2 separate regions of the Homo sapiens genome follow, and region 1 is linked to region 2. A link is an interaction called in ENCODE POLR2A ChIA-PET data of the cell type or tissue named here. Cell type or tissue: Panc1. All regions are shown on one strand. Links, peaks and the distances in the headings refer to the core of each region. The heading gives the core; the rest is flanking DNA. Region 1 holds the start of SNORA70G (small nucleolar RNA, H/ACA box 70G). Region 2 has its middle 38 kb from the start of RAP1B.

Region 1 (2,920 bases), core at 325-2,824, 54 kb after region 2:
CGAGAGATCGATACCATCCTGGCCAGCATGGTGAAACCTCCCCGTCTCTACTAAAAATACAAAAATTAGCCGAGCGTGGTGGCGCGCACCTGTAGTCCTAGCTACTCGGGAGGCTGAGGCAAGAGAATTGCTTGAATCCAGGAGGCAGATGTTGCAGTGAGCCAAGATCGTGCCGCTGCACTCCAGTCTGGCGATAGAGCGAGACTCTGTCTCAAAAAAAAAAAAAAAGTTTCAGGTGTATTCAGGAGTGGTCATATTAAGCTTGTCACCTGATCCTGGTTATGAGGTTAACAGCAAAATGAAATAAAATATTTTTCTGAGCCATTTGTTTCTCCTCTCATGGAAGACACTAATTCTGTTTATTTCTATATTCGGCCTTGTGTTGAAACAGACTGTAAAATCATGTTTTAAAAAAGCTTCACCCATCCTTGTGGAGGGTGGTGGTTTGCAAAAGCACCACCCCACTTAAGCATTTATATTGAGAAGATATTTATGGCATTCTTCCATTCATGAAAATGGGTATGCTTTGTTCTGGAGTTCTTACCTTGATTTATCTACTAACACTAAAGTTCCTCACTTCCAATTTCTTATACCTCTAACCCAACAGCTTATAAACTGCATGTAGTATAGTATTTGCTTGAAATATGTGAAAGTAGTTATTTTCCCTAACTAATAGGGATATTTCTGTGGTGGTTGTAGTTACTTTGCAACCTGTTCAGCAAATATTATAGGGCGTTTTTGATGGTATCTTTAAATTTTGGACATAGAGAACCATCTTGGATAACCTCTTTCCCCCCAGTCTCAGTCATCCCTTTGGAGGTAGTGTCTCATTTTTAATCTGTGACTTGTGGAAGTTAAGGCATTTGAGTAGCTTATTTAAAGTATTAATAATCTGATTTCTGGAGATCTGAGGAATAGCAGACACCCTTTTCTGTATTAAATTGGGGAAATTTATTTTATAGGCAAAAAGATGAATAAAATGGTCCTAGTAGACAGCCCCTAATATTTCTGGTCTCGGGTAAAGGTCTTAAGGAAGAGGGAAGGTAGTATCAGAATTTTCCAGGGTGTTTTTTTTTTGTTGTTTGTTTGTTTGTTTGTTTTGGGTGGACAGGAAGTAGAATTTATTGGTGAGTATTAAGAGGGGGCAGCACAGTGGAAGCCCTCATGAGTGCAGGGCCCGCCACTTGTCCACAGGGCCACGATTGGAAATGTACTTGACCCGACAGCCATCTGGGATGAGCCGCTTCTCAGTCACCATGTCTTCAAACTCATTGGCATTGAACTTGGTGAAGCCCCACTTCTTTGAGATGTGGATCTTCTGGCGGCCAGAAAACTTGAACTTGGCCCTGCGCAGGGCCTCAATCACATGCTCCTTGTTCTGCAGCTTGGTGTGAATGGAGATGATAACTTGGCCAGTGTGAACCCTGGCCACAGTGCCCTGGGGCTTCCCAAAGGCACCTCGCATGCCTGTTTGGAACCTACACTGGGGTAGTGCAAGGTCAGAAACATGAACATCCATCTGAAAGGACTGTCTCCAGGGTCCCTTAGAGCAACCCATACAATACAACACACAGGCTGCATACACTACCAAGGAAGCTGCTGTTTGCAGCCATTGCACACTGGGCCCCCCCATGAGGAAAGGAACTCAGTTGGCTTAATAGGCTGCAGCAGGGTGTTTTTTAAAACACACAAATATACCCAATCCCTACTAGAATGAGAGATTTTACTAATAATAGTGTTAGGAGTATAAATGGTTTGGTAGCCAACCACTACTTTAAAATTGATTAGGTCTCCCGGGCTTCTGGGCCTTCACATTTAAATTTGACCTGACCTTGAAACTTCACCTCTCGTTATTCCCAGCGTGACTTTTGTTTTACCCACTTTTCGAAATACCCCATGTGTAGCTCCTTACTTCACGTCATGCTGGAATGTGACCCATACCAGCCAAACTACATCTAACAGAAACATAATACCTAACTAAAAGCGTCTTTTATCATATAGATAGATGTACAGGGTATGTTAATTTATCTTTAGAGAGACTCCCCAGTATACTGAAAAAACAGACCTAAGTTTTGGTAGATAGCCTTGCTTTATAGAAAATGAAAATGGGCCAGACAGTGGTGACTCATTCCTGAAATCCCAACACTTTGGGAGGCCAAGGCAGGAGGATCACTTTTGAGGCCAGGAGTTTGAGACCAGCCTGGGCAACATAGCAAGACCCTGTATCTGCAAAAAATTTAAAAAAAAAAATTTAATCAGGCATGCAGCACACGCCTATAGTCCAGTTACTCAGGATGTTGAGGTGGGTAGATCGCTTGAGCCCAGGAGTTGAGGCTGTAGTGAGCTATGATTGCACCTCTGCACTCTAGCCTGGGTAACAGAATGAGACCCTGTCTCTTAAAAAGAAGGAAATGAAGATGCCAGATACTAGCTTTTCCAGCCTCCCTTGCAGCTAGGGCACAAGTACTTGACCTAGGCCCCACAAAATTACATGTACTTTAACTTGAGATGGAAGAGATGATAAATTTCTGATAGATTTCTCTTCTCCTCTTGGTTGATGTACACCACAAATCAGTTTTCTGCTGCAGAAACAACTGATACAAACTGAAGCATCTACTGTTAGTGATGTGACAGCAGTTTCCTCACCTGGCCAGTTTTGTAATACGGTTTCGGGTGTTTGTGGCTATGTTAGCTTCCAACTTCATTCTCTAGTTTTCCACAGTAATTTTGTAAGTTGCTTGGTATTTTTTAATGACTTATTTTTATATGTAAATGTGATTTGTATAACTTCCAACAGGAAACCTTGTCCAATGCGTGATTTTAGAAAATTTAGCAAAAACTTTTCAAAGGGATATTTATGTGAAGAAAATGAGTGGTATCCTTGTGAGAGAAAAGTACAAGAATGAGACTGGGGCAAACT
Region 2 (2,920 bases), core at 280-2,779:
CCTAACTTGGCATGCTAGTGCAAACGTATTAACTTAATAGCATGCTGCAGATATGTGTACATGCATGTGTTCTATATTTCCTGACTCTTCAGTCAATCCACAGTTAAGTTAAATGAATTCCCTCTGCCTTGATTATATTATGCCACGTTGAAATAATTTCATTTCTAAGACATGTTGGCAGTATTTGGGGGCCTCAAATAGCACATTCTATTTCATAGGTACAATTAACATTCACTCTGGCAGATATTACGAATTGGCACATACAATATGCATGTCAACATGCTTCTAGCAGAGGTTTCAAAGATGAAAGCTATATTTTTTACCCTCCCTTGAAGCTAGGGTTCTGGGTTGATGGAGGTTTTATCAATCAAATGCAATCATGTGGGACGGGGTTTGGAATGGATTTAAGTGGGGTAAGAAAGAGCAAGAGGCACCATTTTGCTGGTGTGGATCAGGCTGGTTCTGTTTGAGACTGCAGCACTGTGAACTCTGGAGTCAAGACCCTGAGCAAGACTCCTGATTTAACAGACGGCTTCTTGATCATGGCAGGAGCCACAGCACAATTCTGTGGGGGCTTTGAGAGTTATCTATGGAAGCTCAGCCTAGGGGCTCTTTCTTCTGCTCCCTGTCCCCAGTGATTCTGCAAGCCGTATTAAATCTTGCAAGGCATCCCTTTCTGCTTCTGCTAGCTAGAGTTGATGCTGTCCTCTCAGTGATAACCAAGATTCCCATGAAAACATTAGCCATCAGACAGAATTTAAAATTTCTTTCTTTACCCATATCACAGTTACAGTACATGTAGCTGGCGTCATTTAATGATCTGGTGACACAACAGTTTAATCTCCATCTAAATTTAGAAAATACATTATCAGAGGTTGCTAAGTTAATATAGAGATGGGGATTGCTTCTCGGCTTGGGGTTTTATGAGTAACTAGTTTACTGAGAGATCAACTGAAAAGACCCTTCTCTGATCACAGCTCCCATGTACCTGAAGAAACAAAATACCTTGCATTTATGCAATGCTTTTATACTTTTAAAAGTGCTTTCATATGCATTGCTTCAATTATAGTTCACAACAATGGAAAAGCTGAAAGGAAAAGAATTATCACATCCACATTAAAAATGAAAGAACTAAACTTCAAAGAAGCTAAATAGTTTGCTCAAAGTGTGGTAGATAAAAGGTAGAGGTGGGACTAGGACGTAAGGCAACTGTCTGCTAGTCCAGTGCTATTTTTTGAGTACTTCTGTGAAGCATGTGTATGCTTAATTAAACTTTCCCTGTATATACTGTCACAGGGGCCATAACTTGCTGCCCAATAACCACTTCCTTTTCTTCTTTAGAAATAGAACCCCAGTTTTTTGTTTTTTCAGAGGCAACAGTTTACACATAATTATTTGATTACATTCCCATTCTCCCTTAAACTAGGTAGCACCTTGTGACTAAGTTCTGCTCAAGGAAATACAAGCAGAAGTATCAAATGGGACCTACTAAGAAGGCTGCTAAAAAGAGGCCAACTCAGCTGCAAAAAGAATGCTTTTATCCTTCTGGGGTTTCTCCTTCCTGCTGCTTGGAATGCAGATGTGATGGCAAGAGCTCAATCAGCCATACTGACTCATGAGGCAACTTAAAGACAAATGTCACCAGTTAAGGATGGATAGCAGAAAGAAGGAAACTGGGTCGGTGACTTTACAGAGATATCATAATACTCTTGGACGTCTTACATCAGGCTTTTTATTTTTGCATAAGAGAAAATAAATATACATCTTGTTAAGCTACTGTGATTTAGAGTTTCCAATTACATGCAGCAGATCTTAATCCTAACTGATACACATAATTTTCCTAAATTATTTCTATTTTAAGGTTATGCATTTTAAAATAAATGCTTTCACCAATGAGTAATCAGAGAATGCAGTGATTAGCTCAAGATAATAGCAGTCCCAAGACACAGTCAACCTCTGGATATACTATTAGATCCACATTAAATTTTGAAGAGTAGAAGCTAGATTCTTCTGTATACATATTTCAGAATAAAGACTAAAGTTGTGTCAGTGTTTTACATATTAAATATTACTAAGTATCCCCCTAAAACTGAGTACAGAGTGAGCAACATAGTAATGAGCAACATAGTAACCTTGTGCAGAAATCATATGAGTAGTTACGTGGCATGGTCCATGGAAACACTCCAGTCTACCTGGGCTCATGCCTGATATACTATGGATAGAAGCACCATTGGCCATTGGCCCCTGGGACCTGCTCACACTTCTGGCTATGGGTTGGCTAGTTTTCTTTACATTCCAAGATTTCTGATTCAGGAATCTGTTTTCAATTTCTCTAAAAATTCCCCATAAACATTAAGCTCTGTTAGATTGAGGAATAGTCATCCTTGCTGAAAGCTGGAAGGGCAGATGAGGCTCTCTCTTTCTTTCATAGGATTCCCTGGATCAGAGTTTGACTTGGAGACTGCATTTGACCAGAGTTCCCTTGCTCCACACACCTTTATGCCAACTTTTTAGGGGTTCTTTTTTTTTGGAGACAGAGTCTCACTCTGTTGCCCAGGCTGAAGTGCAGTGGCATGAACTCAGCTTACTGCAACCTCCACCTCCCCGGTTCAAGCAATTCTCCTGCCTCAGCCTCCCGAGTAGCTGGGATTACAGGCACATGCCGCCACACCTGGCTAAATTTTTGTATTTTAGTAGAGACGGGGTTTCACTGTGTTGCCCAGGCTGGTCTTGAACTCCTGAGCTCAGGCAATACACCCGCCTCAGCCTCCCAAAGTGCTAGGATTACAGGCGTGAGCCACCACACCTGGCCTCTTTAGGGGTTCTTAACCTATTTTGTTCCATGTACCGCTTTGGCTGTCTGGTGGACCCCTTTCTGAAAATGTTTTTAAATCTATAAGACAGAAGATAGCAAACCGAT

The links. Peaks named below come from ENCODE experiments on the same cell type or tissue, not always from the same donor. Only the 100,000 strongest peaks of a DNase experiment are listed, where the experiment ranks them.
Region 1: POLR2A ChIA-PET joins it to region 2 with 5 read pairs; 22 of 35 experiments call an interaction of 5 or more read pairs at or near these places.

Annotation. Positions count from the first base shown.
Region 1 is chr12:68,625,708-68,628,627 of GRCh38, forward strand. All of the region lies in intron 1 of RAP1B (RAP1B, member of RAS oncogene family), which reads left to right. It overlaps SNORA70G (small nucleolar RNA, H/ACA box 70G), which reads right to left and starts at 1,668; the gene lies at 1,527-1,668. It also overlaps the pseudogene RPL10P12. In Panc1, for the core only: no CTCF peak of the experiment used is centred there; no DNase peak of the experiment used is centred there.
Region 2 is chr12:68,571,284-68,574,203 of GRCh38, forward strand. No RefSeq gene overlaps it. Among named protein-coding and RNA genes, the nearest start is that of RAP1B, 38 kb to the right of the region's middle. In Panc1, for the core only: no CTCF peak of the experiment used is centred there; no DNase peak of the experiment used is centred there; H3K27ac peaks cover 2,436 bases.